Linked DNA regions of Homo sapiens: region 2 is linked to region 1. A link is a loop called in an ENCODE intact Hi-C map of the cell type or tissue named here. Cell type or tissue: IMR-90. All regions are shown on one strand.

Evidence for each region. A loop is a pair of places that touch in the nucleus more often than their neighbours do. Peaks named below come from ENCODE experiments on the same cell type or tissue, not always from the same donor. Only the 100,000 strongest peaks of a DNase experiment are listed, where the experiment ranks them.
Region 2: a loop joins it to region 1, with 9 times the contacts of the local background. A loop is called at or near these places in 14 of 110 quality-filtered maps.

The regions. Positions count from the first base shown.
Region 1 is chr11:95,581,418-95,589,417 of GRCh38, reverse strand. No RefSeq gene overlaps it. Among named protein-coding and RNA genes, the nearest start is that of FAM76B, 200 kb to the left of the region's middle. In IMR-90, no CTCF peak of the experiment used is centred here; DNase peaks (open chromatin) are centred at 3,797 and 5,047; H3K27ac peaks cover 635 bases.
Region 2 is chr11:95,689,356-95,697,355 of GRCh38, reverse strand. No RefSeq gene overlaps it. Among named protein-coding and RNA genes, the nearest start is that of FAM76B, 96 kb to the left of the region's middle. In IMR-90, no CTCF peak of the experiment used is centred here; no DNase peak of the experiment used is centred here; H3K27ac peaks cover 209 bases.

The sequences.
Region 1 (8,000 bases):
TGATTGGGAAGAAAACTTAGAGTTTGTATAGTCTAATTATTCATATGATGCTAGAATTTTTTTTATATTATCACCTAAGATGCTAAGATCTTATTGAATCTTAGTATAGGTAGACCTATATCCTATAGGTTAGTATTGAATCTTGGTATAGTTATCATCATCCCCATCTTACAGATGAAGCAACTGAAGTTCAGATAATTTAGTAAGCTATCCATTATCTGCTTACACAGTAATAGAGAGCTCACCCTTTATAAATAACTTATTCCATCTCTGGCCGGATTTCATGATTATAAAGTGATCCTTTTAACTGAGCTGAAATTTTTTCATTAGTATTTCTCCTGTGGTTCTCTGTGACACTTCAGAGCCACAGAGAGTAAATGTGCTTCTTTTCATATGACTGTTGCTTTTCTATTTGAAGACAGATATCCTGTCTTGTTATGTTCATCTCCTCCAAATAAGCTGCCCTTTTACTTCCATCATTACTCCTGAGACTGTCAAGTCTTCTCTACATCCTGACGGTGAACGGGTTCCAGATCCTCAATAGCCCTCTTAAAGTGTGATACCCACAGCTGAATACAATATCTGGGTGGTGCCACTACCTCAAAATAGAGTGAGACCGGGAACTCTTACTCCTATATATTACCCTTCTACCACACCATTGTCACAACCCACTGTTCTTTTATAATGAGCTTCCTGGCCACAAAACGCCTAAAATATGGCCCCCATGCCACGTCTTCCTTGTGTTTTTATGTGTGCAGTTGTATCTGGCCACAAAGCAATGCTGTAAAATGGGCATGGCCCATGCATCATCTAACTCTGGGCATTTGGAAGCAGGAAAAATAAGGAAAATGACTCAGGATGACAAGAAACTTAAAAAGATGTTGCTTATTTTTTTTTTTTAGAATCTGAAATACCAAGATATCTTCGGATACATTATTCAATGTATTCATAGGCTCTTTCCACTACCCATTATTAGCAAATTTTGACAAATGAACATTTTGCATCTTTATATGTCATCAAGTAAAATTTTGAGTATATTATAACTTAATACAAAGTCTTATAACATTTGGGCCTTAGTAAGTAGTACAGTTTGGGTACATGTGTTCTAGTACAGTTTGGATAAATGTGTTCAATCACTTTAAAACTACTTAATTTCCATTAAATTTACGTATTTATTTATCCATTGTTATTTCTAGGCCTTAGAATATATTTTTTCAATTCTCCTGGGACTGTCTTCTGCCCATCTTTGCCTAGAAAAGTTCTGCCCATACTCTGTCTTTTGTTTTAGATATCACCACTTCTTTCGGATTAGTTCTCATTCTTATGTATTCCTACAGTGCTGCATTGCCACCATCATAGCAATTGCCACACTCTTGTAATTTTCTTTGTATCTGCCTATGTCTCCTACTAGACTGTAAATTGTGTTAGGACAGGGATTGATACTATTACACCCTAAGTGTCCAGCACAGTGCAAAGTAGCTTCTCAGTAAATACTTTTTAATTAAATGAGTAAATCTTCAGGACCACATGCTGAGGTAGTTATCATCATCCCCATCTTGCAGATGAAGCAACTGAAGTTCAGATAATTTAGTAAGCTAGCAAAGCAGTGGCTCAAGGCCCAGGATTCTGAATCTGTATCTAATGCTGTCATTATAAAACCAGTTACACACACCTTCCATATACTTACCAATGTCTGAAGTTTCTTAACAAATGATAGAGCCTTTAGGATCTTACTGGAGATAAGACTTAAATGCAAATACCAGAAAAAGAGAAAGCATAATAGATTGACTTCTGGTAACACTAGGGCATTAAATACTAATGCCAGACATTCTTCTAGAAGTAGGTCCTGACTTGAAGAGAAAGTGAGCCTTCTGTTCTTGCCATGCAAATCTATACAAATCATTTTTTGTCAGTGTCTCAGTTTCCCATAGTAAATTCTTGCTGATTGTTTGATTTACTTGGTTTCCAAGAAGTTAGACAAGAATAGTCCCCTAAACTTTGTTCTTTTTCATATGAACCACCATAATCAGAAATGATTGATTTATTTTACATAGTATTATTTTTCTGCTTATAAAAATTAGACAAGCTTATTGTTGACTATTTGAAAAAATAATTTTAAAATCAAGTAGAAAAAAACTTCCTACCACATATTCCTTTTTCTTTCCTTTTGCAAACAATTGCATATTTTCTATAATTTGGGATTAGCCACTACATGTTCTTATGTTGAGAATTTTCCTATATTGTTAAATATTCAATACTACATGATTTTAAATGATTGCATAAATTCACTGTAGGTATGTTCCACACATATATCTAATCAATTCCATATTGTAGATATTTAGGATTGTTTCCAGTTTTGGAGTCTATAAATAATATGGCAGTACTTATCCTTGGGCATTAATCTTTGCACACATGACTGATTAAGAGAGATTTCTTTTTTCTCATCTAATTGGTTGTATGCGATTCGGGGCCTTATTAGGATAAGAACTCCCCATAACTGGGCCTCACCTTAAAGTACTTACACAATTTTGACCCTCAGCAGCAATCAGATTGAATCAAGGATTAGAATTCCTGATCCTGAGTATGTAGATTAGATTTGGCTCCTTGAGACTCTTATTGCTCTCCCCATTTTCCCATGGTATCGGGAGAGCTGAGCTCCAGGGTGGGGCTGGAGGACTCTCTGTTTTCAAGCTGGGCTCATCTCTGCCAGCAGCACTGCCCCTGGGCCCCAACGTCAAAATAAGAAAGAAAAGTTAGTATTGAGAATGAGGAAGGCTGAGGTCATCACTGTCCCAAAGGCAGTGGCAGGAGAGAGAGACAGAGAGAGAGAGAGAGAGAGAGAGAGCGCAAGTGAGCAAAGAAGCAAGATGCATATATACATTCTTCTGAGTCTTTTTTCTTTTAAACCCAGAGAAGGAAAAAAGCAACTGCCTAAGTTAATACTGCCCTGGGGGCAGCCTGAATGGGCATGACTTGAACCAAGTGGCTTGTCACCCTGCTGCCTTTATGACCCTTGCAGGGTCCAAGAAAATGCATACATGAACTCACTGGGTTGAACAACACACTCAGTGTCTTGAGAACAAATGGACTTTTCTTTGGTGTTAGTTACAAACATCTTTTCTTTCCACTTATTCAGTTACCCAAGAAGCAAAAGCTAATCTCCTGTGAAAGTTCAGGAGAAAGGCATGTGATGTGGCTCCAAGCTGCCTTAGCCATGTGCCCAGGAAAGACCGCTGCTGGGCTTGGAGGGGCTCTGCTTCTGTGCCTGCCTACCCTGTTCTGTGTCTAGAGGAGTAAACCAATTAATAAACTACACTAATTTACAGTCTTTTTATTTCAGATAGGTTCATTCATTTATCTACTTTCTATCTATCTATCTATATATCTATCTATCTATCATCTATCTATCTACCTATCATCTCTATCATAGTCTATCATCTATCTATCTATCTATAGTCATGCGTTCCTTAAAAACAGGGACACGTTCTGAGAAATGCATTGTTAGGTGATTTCATCATTGTGTGAACATCTTAGAGGGTGCTTACACAAACCTAGATAGTACAGCCTACTACACAGCTAGGCTACATGGTATAACTTATTGCTCCTAGGCTACAAACCTGTATAGTATGTTACTGTGCTGAGTACTACAGGCGATTGTAACACCGTGGTAAGTATTTGTGTATCTAAACATATCTAAATATAGAAAGGTTCAATTACAATACAGTATAAAATATTCAAAAATGGTACACTTACACAGGGTAGTTATCATGAATGGAGTTTGCATGACTGGAAGTTGCCCTGGGTGAGTCAGTGAATAAGTAGTGAGTGAATGTGAATATCTAGGACATTACTGTATACTACTGCAGACTTTATAAACACTGTCCACTTAGGCTATACTAAAATTTATTTTTAAATTTTCTCTTTTAACTTTTATTTTAGGTTCAGGGCTACACGTGCAGATTTGTTTTATAGGTAAACTTGTGTCATGGTTTTTTTCTTTTCTTCAGATTATTTAGTCACCGAGGTACTAAGCCTAGTGCCCAATAGTTATTTTATTTTCTCTGCTCCTCTTCCTCCTCCCATCCTCCTCCCTCAGGTAGGCCCCAGTGTTCCCTCTTTGTGTCTGTATGTTCTCATCATTTAACTCTCACTTATAAGTGAGGACATGTGCTTTGTGGTTTACTCTTCCTGCATTAGTTTGCTAAGGATAATGACCTCCAACTCCAACCACGCTCCTGCAAAGGACTTGATCTTGTTATCTTTTATGGCTGCATTGTATTCCATGTACAATATGTACCATATTCCATGTAAAATATGTACCATATTTTAAATTTTCTTTTTCAATAATAAATTAACCTTAGATTACTGTGACTTTTTTGCTTTATAAACTTTAAATTTTTTAAAAAAAATTTTGACTCCTTGGTAATAACACTTAAAGCATAAATATGATGTAGTTGTACAAAAATATTTTCTTTTTATATCCTTTTTCTGTAAGCTTCTTTGTATTAAAATTTTTTTAACTTCTAAAAGATGTTGTTAGAAAACTAAGACACAAACACGCACATTAGCATAGGCCCACACAGGATCAGGGTTAAAAATAACATCACTGTCTTCCACTTTCACATCTTTTTCCATTGGGTTGTCTCTAGGGGCGCTAACATACATGAAGCTGTCATCTCCCATGATAACAATGCCTTCTTCTAGAATATCTCCTGAAGTACTTGCCTGAGGCTGTTTTACAATTAACTTTTTAAATTTTTTTGTAAGTAGAAGAAGGGTACTCTAAAATAATAATTAAAATTACAGTATAGCAAATACATAAACCAGTAACAACATAGTTGTTTATTATCCTTATCAAGTGTTGTATGCTATACATAACTGTATGTGTTCTACTTTTATATGACTAGCAACACAGTAAGTTTGTTTACATGAGCATCACCACAAACACATGAGTAATGCCTTCTGCTACGATCTTACTAAAGCTACAGTGTCGCTAGGTGCTAGGAATGTTGCAACTCCATTATAATCTTATGGGGCCACCATCATTTATGCAGTCAGTCTTTGGCCAAAATGTTGTTCTGATTCTCAAGATTGTACACACACACAAATACAAACACACAGACACACACACACACGCAAGAAGAAGGTATGTGGTGATTCATGTTCCTAGTATGACTAAGATAGATCAGAAACTTTAATACTGCCAAGAACTTCTTAAAATGAAATAAAAAATTTTCAAAGAACCGTACTTTCTCTTTAATAAGGCATTATTCTTTTCCTTTTTTTTTTCTTTTGAAGACAGAGTCTTGCTCTGTCACCCAGGCAGGAGTGCATTTGCGCCTAGCTTACTGCATCCTTGAACTCCTGGGCTCAGGCAATCTTCCTGTCTCAGCCTTTCTGGTAGCTAGGACTACAGGTGTACACCATCATACCCAGTAAATATTTATTTTTATTTTTATTTGTGTAGAGATGGGGTCTCACTATGTTGCCCAGTCTGGTCTTAAACTCCTGGCCTCAGGAAATTCTTCCATCTTGGCCTCCCAAAGTGTTGGAATTATAGGCGTGAGCCACTGAGCCCAACCTGCATTATTTCTAATTCGGTAATTTATCTCCTTGAGAAAAGCATTTGGAACAGTAACTCCTAGAGTAGACTTGGTCTTTAAGCTTCAAATTCTATATCACCTGTTAGTTGTGTGTTCTTTGCAGCCTAGGAAAGGCAAGAAATGAGCAACCTTATTTTAAAAACCATTTCTCCTGGATAAACACCATACATGCATTTAGGTACACACAGGGACTATTAAACAGTTTCAAAGCATCTATGGGCCTTGCTCCATCATTCAATCTCTCTTTCTTGTATCTTCTTGCTCTGAATCCCATCTGATTCTAAGAAATTTACAAATATGCTCTACTATCTCCCATTCGATGTTGACATTTCCTTGAATCCCCAAATTATATTCTAATCTCCACCCCACCTTACTTATTCCATGTTCCAGAATGTAGCTACCCATCAACTCATTGTAATCCGGCTTGCACACTCAGTATGAAGCTTGAAGGCTACTTTTTTCCCCCACACACCACACTCAATAAATCCCCTAGCCCAGCCTGTTTTACTCCTAACACTTTCTTGAATCCGTAGCTCCTCCTTGTCATCCCCTGTGCTACAGTCCTAGTTCGGATTCTCATCATCTCTTGCCTGGACAATTATAAGAGTTTCTAATGTGTCTCCTGATAACGCAGCTTGACAGTGTTGGGACAGTTAGAATCATAGTCTTGTGTATTTTGTCAACAGTCATAAAACCCCACTATATTCCTGGTGTCCTGGTCAAGGTAATAGTAACCCTGTTTACCATGTGATTATAAAGTAATGAGGCAGGTTCTTTAAAACAGTCACGTTAATTCATATTTAATTCATCCACAAAATATTTATTAAGCACCTATCATATGCCACACATTGATTTAGAGCTGGAAATATAGTGGTGAATAAGACAGATGGTCCTGTGATTATGGGATTTCATGAAGCTGCATGAGAGGCATGGGCAGAAGCAAGGACTCTGTAATCAGATGATGCTGTGTTCAAATCTTGCCTCCATACCTTATGAAGTTCTCAAGATCATTCATTCATTCATTTATTCATCCAGTCATTAATGGATGCTAAATACCTACCGATTGTCTATTATGTGTCAGGTGGTGTATCAGTTCCTAAAGAGATAGGCAAGTCCTGCCCTCAAAGAGATTATTTTCTTGTGGGAAAGAAAGGCTAACAATAAATACATCATACATCATAAGCAAGGTCATTTCATATAGTGTAGTAGCTATGAAGAAAGTAAAATAAGGTAATAGGATGGAGTGTGATTTACTCTGACTCTTGTTTGGAAAGATCTGTCTTATACTGAGTAGCCTGGGAAGACCTTTCCGGAAAGGTGACATCTGAGCCAAGTTGTGAAAATGGCCAGGGAAAGCAAAGAGCTGAAGGAAAGAGCAGAGGAAATAAAACAAGTGCCAAAAAAGTGAGATAGCCATTGGGTAAGGAAAAATGAGCAAGTGTAGCTGGAATGGAGTGAATGAGAGTGAATGTTGCATAGGTGATGTTGGAGAGGCCAGATCATTTTGGGTTTTGTGGACAATGTGGATGCTCAGATTTTATTCCAAGTTATTTAATCTCTCCAAGACTTAGTTTTCTCAACCAAATAAAGAAATCTCATAAGGTCGTTGTGAGAATTACAAATTATAATCCTTTCACGCATTAATCAGTTAATTCAATAAATCTTTTTCAAATGGCTACCATATGCCAATTTTAGGCATTGAGAATAATGTGGTGAGGAAGTAATGGCTTATTCTCAAGGATGTCATAGTTGTTATGGGAGATGGGCCCATAGGAAAAATATTATAACATAGTGTGACAAACACAACAGTAGATGTGTGTGTGTTTTTCCAATTCTATTCATCCTAATATCCACAACTGGGTTAGGGACATCAACACCTCTTATCTTGAGTTACTTCTAGAGCCTTCTAACTAGTCTCTTCATTTCCAATCCTGTTCTTCTCCAAAACATTCCCCACACTGCACCAGAGTGATCTTTCTAAAATTCAAATGGTAATTCATTCACTCAAAAATATTTACTATGTGTCTGCAGTGTGATGGGTTTCCTTCTGGGTTCTTGTGAAATATCAGTAAACCAATAACACTTGTTTGACTAAAATCTTTTAATATTCCACATTGCCCTCAAGATGTAATATAAACTACTTAGTTTGGTGTAAACAATCTTCAGGCCTCTTGAAGCTCCCAGGATAATAGTACAAATAGAGCCAAAATGCCATATGTAAGGTTATAAATCAAGCTATCAAACTGTTCTTAAAATATGCTCTACCTGAATGCCTTGACAAATATAAATGTATAAGGGCTTAGAAGGCCTGGTTCAAATTTAGAATTCTTGAGCTCCTCAGAGTTCCAGGCCAGAACACTGTAGTACTGGGAGACCTGCAGCTCTTGCCTTATCTCT
Region 2 (8,000 bases), 110 kb before region 1:
TAAGGTAACTCTGTGTGTTTTGGATAAATAATCTGACACTTCAAATGTTCTAACTGCCCTCTCTAGGGAGTAGATAGAGTCTGGAAGCAAGGGAAGGTTTGCGTGAATTAATGGTATCCAGGAAGCAGGGGAGAGGTGGGCAATTTATGTGCTGTCCTTCTTTGCTTGCTTCTGGGGCTCTAGTTAAGCTCATCCCACCTGGTCTTTGGGAGTCAGCCTCTATTTACATTAAAGCTGCTACTGAGCAGCGTATGGCTGTTGTAACTCCACTCAGGTTGTATTCTTCCAGGATGGGTGAGGCATGATGATGGCTCTTGTGATATGATTACACACACACACACACACACACACACACACACACACACACACACACACACACACACAGGTTTTCATATACAGTTCCTAGCTCAGAAACCTCATAATCTTTGTTATATTCTTTTGTCACAATGTTGGGGTACTTTAGGCCTTAGGAACAGGCCTCAGAAAATGGAATCTCTCTCTCTGACCTTCTCCTGCCTTCTTTTCACCTGCCCAAGGCAGGACTCTCATCTGATTGTGGGTCATGAGAACCTCATTCCAGAGTGGGTTCTACCCCATACTCCGCAGGAAGGAATGCTGCACAGAGAGATCCAGAAAACCCTGAGCAGGCAGGCCTTGCTGGGTTTATTCAGGTCATATCCTTTCTGTACAGTCACATTGTGACACAGTTGTCCATGCTTCCAGACCTTCCCTATGTATCTCTTCATTTGGCTGTTTATTTGTATTCTTTAAAATATCCTTCATAACATACCAGTAAATATGTTTCTGTAAGTTCTATGAGCTGCTCTAATAAATAAATCAAACCCAAAGATAGGGTCATGGGAACCCCAACTTGAAGCTGATCGGTCAGGAGTTCTGGAGGCCTGGACTTGAGGCTGGTGGGAGAAGGGGGCAGACTTGTAGGACTGAGCCCTCCATATGTGATATCTGTTGCTGTTTCTGGGTACATAATGTTAGAACTGATTGGAGGATACCCGGGGAAAAACCCCCACACTTTGGTCACAGAAGTCTTCTTCTGTGTTGATGATTGTTGTTGTGGTATGAGGGCAGAGGAAAACATGGTTTGCGTGTTGCTCTGAAACAGTATCCAAAGTGTTTGGCCATCACCTCTTGTTGATCAGGCCCCACGCTGGCTCTCGCGGTGCTTCAGATTCCCAGTGACTCCATTCCATCCCCAGCTTGGCCCATCGTTGCCTTGAGTAAGTTCACCAGCCAGCACTCATGGTCCACATTCCCGGAGGCATTCAGGAGCTTCTGGACTCCTTCCACATCATATGAGCACCATGGGAGTCAGTTGTCCCATAGCAGGCCTGTCTCTGTGGACACTTCCCTTTGTTGTTCTACCACTCCAAGGCCAGCTTGGATAGCCTAGGAAAGCAGGGCACTAGCATGGAAAAAATGCTTGTGGGTTCTGTCTCAATGTGCCTGGAGTTTTGTGGCAATTTCTGCTGCTGCAAAACCCTCCAGTCTCTATATACCTGGCCCCTGTGCTGGGGATAAACTCAGGGACTCATGATCATCTTCTCCCTTGTCTAGTCTTCTGTAGCTCTCCCTGTCTGATTTCTATCCCTCAAGTCAGAGGTCCTTTCCACTTTATTTTTACTCCTTGGATAGATGGCAACTTCCCTTAAATCATAATCCTTAAATTTCTCTAAAGAAAAATTTTTGTCTTTATTATCTAAGCTTTACTTGAAACTCAGACAATTTGGAGGTTTATCTTTACTATCTAAGGTTCACTTAGACAGTAAAGATAAGAGCTTTACAACATAGTAATATAATATAATATAATATAAGCTTTACTATCTAAAGGTTATAGTAAAATCATATGTTTCAAATTTCAAGTTTTGCTCCTGATATGGAAAGAGAAGTTGTTTACCTTTAGAAGTACCTTGATTTCTGAGAAAACCCTGGTTTTCATGACCACAGCTTTGCCATGGGCCTCATGATTCTCTGTTGCAAATCAAATGCTGAATGGTGGCCTTTTCTTTGCATTCTAGTTAAAACAAAATCTTCCTAGAGGTAACAGTGTATCTGGTTTAGTAGAGCACAGCCTTATGCAAGGAAGAGTGAAGAAAATCATTAATAAATTAAAAAATATTATCCACTGCCATAAAAACTCTTAAACTTTTATTGTAACCACAGGTTCACTGGACTGTCATTCCTTCTTAACTGAAAGTCTTCCAGGGGACTCTCTCTTACTCAACTTTGTGTCCTAATATAAGAAAAACAAAAGCAAGGTTTAGGGCCACCTTCTATCCTCTTCTGGTCCAATGGAGAAGACAAGAGAGGATCTCAAAGGCAGGGAACAGCACATACAAGGTAGAGAGGATAGATGAGCATTATTCTGGAAGCTTCTGAGTTCTTAAACAATTGAGTTCTACAGTGATTGATCAGGCAAGAATTTCCAGTCCTGCAAGTGGATATCCATAAAGGCAAGGACTAGATGTATGCTTTGTTGCTTCAGGCTGCTAAGAAGAGAAAACCATACAGCTCTCATTTTTATGGAGCTGGCTAGGAATAGTGCTGGCCCTTATGAATAATACCATACGTTCAAGGATTGGGATGTCCATGTGTAAGTAATAATAATAGTACAACAGCTATCAATTACTGAGCTCAGTACTATGTGCCAAGGGCTCTTCAGAAAGCTTCACATATATTAACTCATTTAATCCTTACCACAGTGCTATAAAATAGCTTCTGTTATTAACTTCATTTTACAGAGATGGAGCTAGAGGTGCACAGAGATGAGCTGATTTTTCTAAGGTCACACAACTAGAAATTAGCAGAGCTACAATGTAAACACAGGGAGGGTAACTTCAGGGCCACTATTCTGTATCTCTAACCCAACAATCCTGCGGAGACAATTCAAACATATTAGTTGTGCCTAAATTCAAAGTATTGCATTATAATAAAGCTATAAATCTATTTTCTATTTCAGGCTTATAGTCCTCAGCGAATTGCAGAAAGAATCTGGTGAACAAAAGAAGAACAACCTTGTTTCAAGTAGCAGATGTGCAAGGAGGGTCCACAAGGAAATTTCCCAAAAGGAAAATAGGTTCATACACAGATCATAGAAAATTCACTTTTATAATCCAAATAGTTTTCTAACTTTATTTCAAGTAAAATTTTTTTCCCCAAATAACATATTCCAAAGCAGTAAGATAGATCAAAGTGATGCTACAAAGCTTGAAATGGGGATGAGAGCTCAGAGTCTTAAATGCTCAACTTGCTGCACCCCACTGAAGCATTCGATAAATTCACTGTACTCCTTCTAGTACCCTTTTTCTGGGTCATTCTGCCACAAATTTTAAAATTCCAAGTATGATTAAAAGAAAGAGCTACTTTTCAAAATAGAGTCTGAAACTAGCTTTATGATATTTTATTTGAACATCCACATGTGTAAGCGTTAGAATTGCTGGGAAGATAACTGCTTAATTGACCAGGTGTGCACATCAGTTGTTGGGAGAAAGAGAAAATACCATTGATTTAATTTTTTAAAAAAAAATTCAACTTTTATTTTAGACACAAGAGGGTACAGGTGTAGGTTTGTTACATGTAAATATTGCATGATGATAAATTTTGGAGTATGGATCCCATCATCCGAGGTAGTGAGCATAGTACCCAATAGGTAGTTTTTGAACTCCCCCCTCTAGTAGTTCCCAGTGTCTATTGTTCATCTGTTGTTCCCATATTTATGTCCATGTGTGCTCAATATTTAGCTACCACTTGTAAGTGAGAATATGCAGTGTTTTGTTTTCTGTTCCTGCATTAATTCTCTTAGTACTATGGCTTCTAACTGCATCCATGTTGTTGCACAGGACATGATTTTATTCTTTTTTAAGGCTGCATAGTATTCCATGGTGCATATGTACCAGATTTTCTTTATCCAATCTACCATTGATGGGCACCTGGATTGATTCCATGTCTTTTCTATTGTGAATAGTGCAGCAATAAACATACGAGTGAATGTGTCTTTTTGGTAGAATGATTTATTTTCCTTTGAGTATATACCCAGCAGTGGGGTTGTTGAGTCAAATAATAGCTCTGTTTTAATGTTTTAAGTTCTTTGAGAAATCTCCAGACTGCTTTCCTCAGTGGCTGGACTAATTTGCATTCCCATCAACAGTGTTCCCTTTTCTCTGCAGTCTCGCTAGCATCTGTTGTTTTTTGACTTTTTAATAATAGCCATTCTGACTGGTGTGAGATGGTATCTCATTGTGGTTTTGATTTGCATTGCTCTGATGATTACTGATGCTGAGCATTTTTTCATGTTTGCTGGCCACTTGTATATCTTCTTTTGAGAGCGTCTGCTGGTCTCAAACTTCCGATCTCAAGTGATCTGCCCCTCTTGGCCTCCCAAGTGCTGGGATTACAGGAGTGAGCCACTGTGCCTGGCCCCTTTGCCTATTTTTAATGGAGTTATTTGTTTTTTGCTTGTTGAATTGTTTAAGTAGAATAGATATTTCAAGGGAATAATAACTAAGCTAAAATTTGAAGAATGAGTTGGTAATTATGGATAAGCAAAACATGTCCAAAGGAGTGCAGATAAGAAACAGCTTGACATATTACTAAGTTGGTAAGAATTTAGTATGTCCCAAGTATGTACATAGACAGAGGGATAGTTTGTGAATTAGGCAAGTGCCATATCTTGTAAGGCATTAGATACTAAGAAAAAGAATTTGAGCTTTATCCTGAACAAATGCAGAGCTATTAAAGGAATTTAATGAAGAAAATTGCATTTTAGAAAGATTGCTCCAGGGTGGAGAATGAATTGCAGTGGGGCAAACTGAAAATAGGGTGACAATTTAGGAAATAAGAAAACAGGAAGCAATTGCCATAATCAAGTGTGAAGTGATTAGATCACGGACTAAGAAAGTAACAGTAGATATAGAAGGGTGGGATGGGGACATATTCAAGAGACAGTTTGGAGGTGGAATCTCTTAGAATTGGATAAGTGGATGGATTGTGGCAGAGGTTTTGAGGGGCAAAGAGGAGTATAGACAACATCTCTTGTCTTCTAGTTTGAGTGATTAAATTTGGAAGACTGATATTCATCAAGATGGCAAATGCAGGAAAAGGTGCAGCTTTGATAAGGAAAGAATGATTTAGACATATTAATTTGAAGATCTTTGGGCTTTCTAGGTGGAGATGCCCCATACACAGTTGGATATACAGATCTGGAGTTTAGCCAAGAGGTACAAGCCAGAGAAATATGTTTGGAGCCAATAATAACATACATAGGTAAGAGTGGAAGTTGTGAATGAGGATAAAAATCCCCAGAAAGAGTACATGAAGGAGAGAAGCTAGGGTAAATAAAAGAGCCCTGGAGGACAACAAATTTGAGAGTTAACTAGAGACAGTAGAATCTACAAAGGAGCTCGGGAAGAAACAGCAAAAGAGGTTAGAGAAACCAGAAGAGTGGGTTACAGAATCCAAGGGAGAAAATATTTCATAAAGGACTAAGTAGTCAGGAGCATCAAGTACCACAAAGGTCAAGTAATAGAAAACGTTTAGAATGCCCATTGGAACTGGGAACTAAAGAAAGTCACTGACATTTTGGGGGAAAGTATAAGCAATGAAAGAGATGAAGTAGATACTGAATGTCAAATAGTATGTCTGTAAAGGAGAAATGAGATGGTAGCTCATGGAAGAGAGGAGCTTGAGGTTAAAACAAGGGATCTTTTTTTTAGTGGTGTAAAATGTCCATTTATTTTCTCACAGATCTGTATATTACTCAACTGTGTTCTCTGCTGGGGGTCTCTCAAGGCTGAAATCAGGGTGTTAGACTGGCTCTTATATGCAGGATCTGGGGAAGACTACATTTCCAGGTTCTTTCAGGTTGTCATAATTCAGTTCCTCATAGTTTCTCATGTTTACAGGACTGAGGTTCCTGTTTGCTGGTTGAGCCCACCCTACAGAGGCCACATGAATTCTTCATTCTGCAGACTCCTCCATCTTCAAAGCCACAGCGTGTTGAATCCCTTTTATGCTTCACATCTCTCTGACTTGCTCTTTTAGCTTTAATAATTAAAAAACACCTCCAAATTGTGATTTCACATAAAATTCGCCATTCTAACCGCTTTTCAGTGTGCAGTTCAGAAGTGTTAAGTATATTCATGTTCTTGTGCAACCAATCTCCAGAACTTTCTCATGTTGCAAAACTGAACCTCTGTTACCTGTGAATAACAATTCCTCGTTTCTTTCTCCTCCCAGCCCCTGACAACCGTCATTCTACTTTCTGTTTCTAGGAGTTTGACTACTCTAGGTACCTCATCTAAGTGGAATCATACAGCATTTGTCATTTTGTGATTTGTTTATTTCACTTAATATGATATCCTCCTGGTTCATCCATGTTGTAGCATGTGTCACAGTTTCCTGGGGAGGGGAATTTTTAAGATGGAAAATATGAAAAAAAAAATGGACAGAGCAGGCCACAGGAAAGGAACCAGCCCATGCGTTGAGATTAGAGAGGTCCTACTTGAAATCCTACTATCTGAGAGTCATTTATTTGATCTTCAAGATCTGTTGCCTCTTCAGTCTCCCAGGTAAAAAGCAAATATATCTCGAGATGAGTAAACTTTTAACATCCAAGGGTTGACTAGGTGGCTGTTGGTTGAAATAAAGACAGATAGGTTCCTCAAAAGGGAAAATAAAGAGTGCAAGTGGTGGATGAAGAAGAGGTGAAGACTGGTGAAAGAGTCAGTAGGTCAGACTGTTGTTGGAAACAATCCTTCTTAAGAACTCTGTGGATGTCATCTAGCTTGTCTTAGAATGCAAGTTATCTTCTCACTTAAGAATACTTGCAACTTCATTCTGTTTGGTGTAGGTGCCTATTCTGTTTGCATTTAAGAAGACCCTGGTAACAAAGGAAGAGAGCTTATAAAGACCCCATTTAGAGGGAAATCAGATGGAGACTAAGTACTTTAATGGAGAATTAATACTAAGATAGGATCAGTTAAACTCCAGATTTCAAACACAGTCTTTCCCGGTTTCCCATTACGCAATCTTGCCCAGCTTCCCATTCCAGTTTCCCAATGCGAAACTGGGAAAGACTGTGTTTGAAATCTGGGGTTGGGCTTTGCAAGGGGTGTGCCCTCAGGGGTCTTATGAGATACTCTACATATCTTCAGCTATGAACCCCTTCTTTGACCTCTTGTACAGTCAGCTTCTTGACATCTCTGTTTAGATGATGAATAGGAATCTCCAAGTCAACATTTCCAATACTTCACTTGATTTCCCATCCCTCTCCCAAATCTATTCTCTCCTAGTCTTCCTGAATTCAGAAAATGTCACTAGCATAACAATCCAGTCCCATTTTTTTTCGTGCAATTTATGAGCACATGCTGGCTGTTCTATCATGAAAGACATTTACTTCCTCCCATCTTCGTGGACTACCTAGTCCAGGCATTGTAATTTCTCACCTGAACTACTGCAGTTGCCCCTAACTGGTCTTTCTGCTCCATTTTTGCCAATATGTAATCAGCTCTCTAAACAGCAGCCTCAAAATTCTTTAATGTCTTTTCACTGCAGTTGGGATAAAATTAAAATTCTCTACCACAGGTGCTGGGCCCTAATAGCATCTCTGACCTCATCAACTGTTTTCTCTTCCCTTATCCCTTTCCAGCTGCATCTGCCTCCTTTCCATTCCTCATCCCCACCAATTTTGTTCTCATCTTAAGGCTCTTCTGGGACTCTTCCTCCAAATCCTGTCATTGCTGTCTCATTAACATTCTAATCTCAGCTCAAATGTTTCCTCCTCAGAAAGCTGTCCCTGACCACCCAATCTAAAGAAATCTTTCACCTGACTCACTCTATGCTATGCCACCCTTTTAAATTTTTCTTCATGAGTGTTTTCACTATCTAGAATAATCATTTTTATTTGTATGTTTTTCATTATATCTCTCTCATTAAAGTAAAAACTCTAAGGACAAAATGTTGCATCTATCTCATTTCTGTATTCT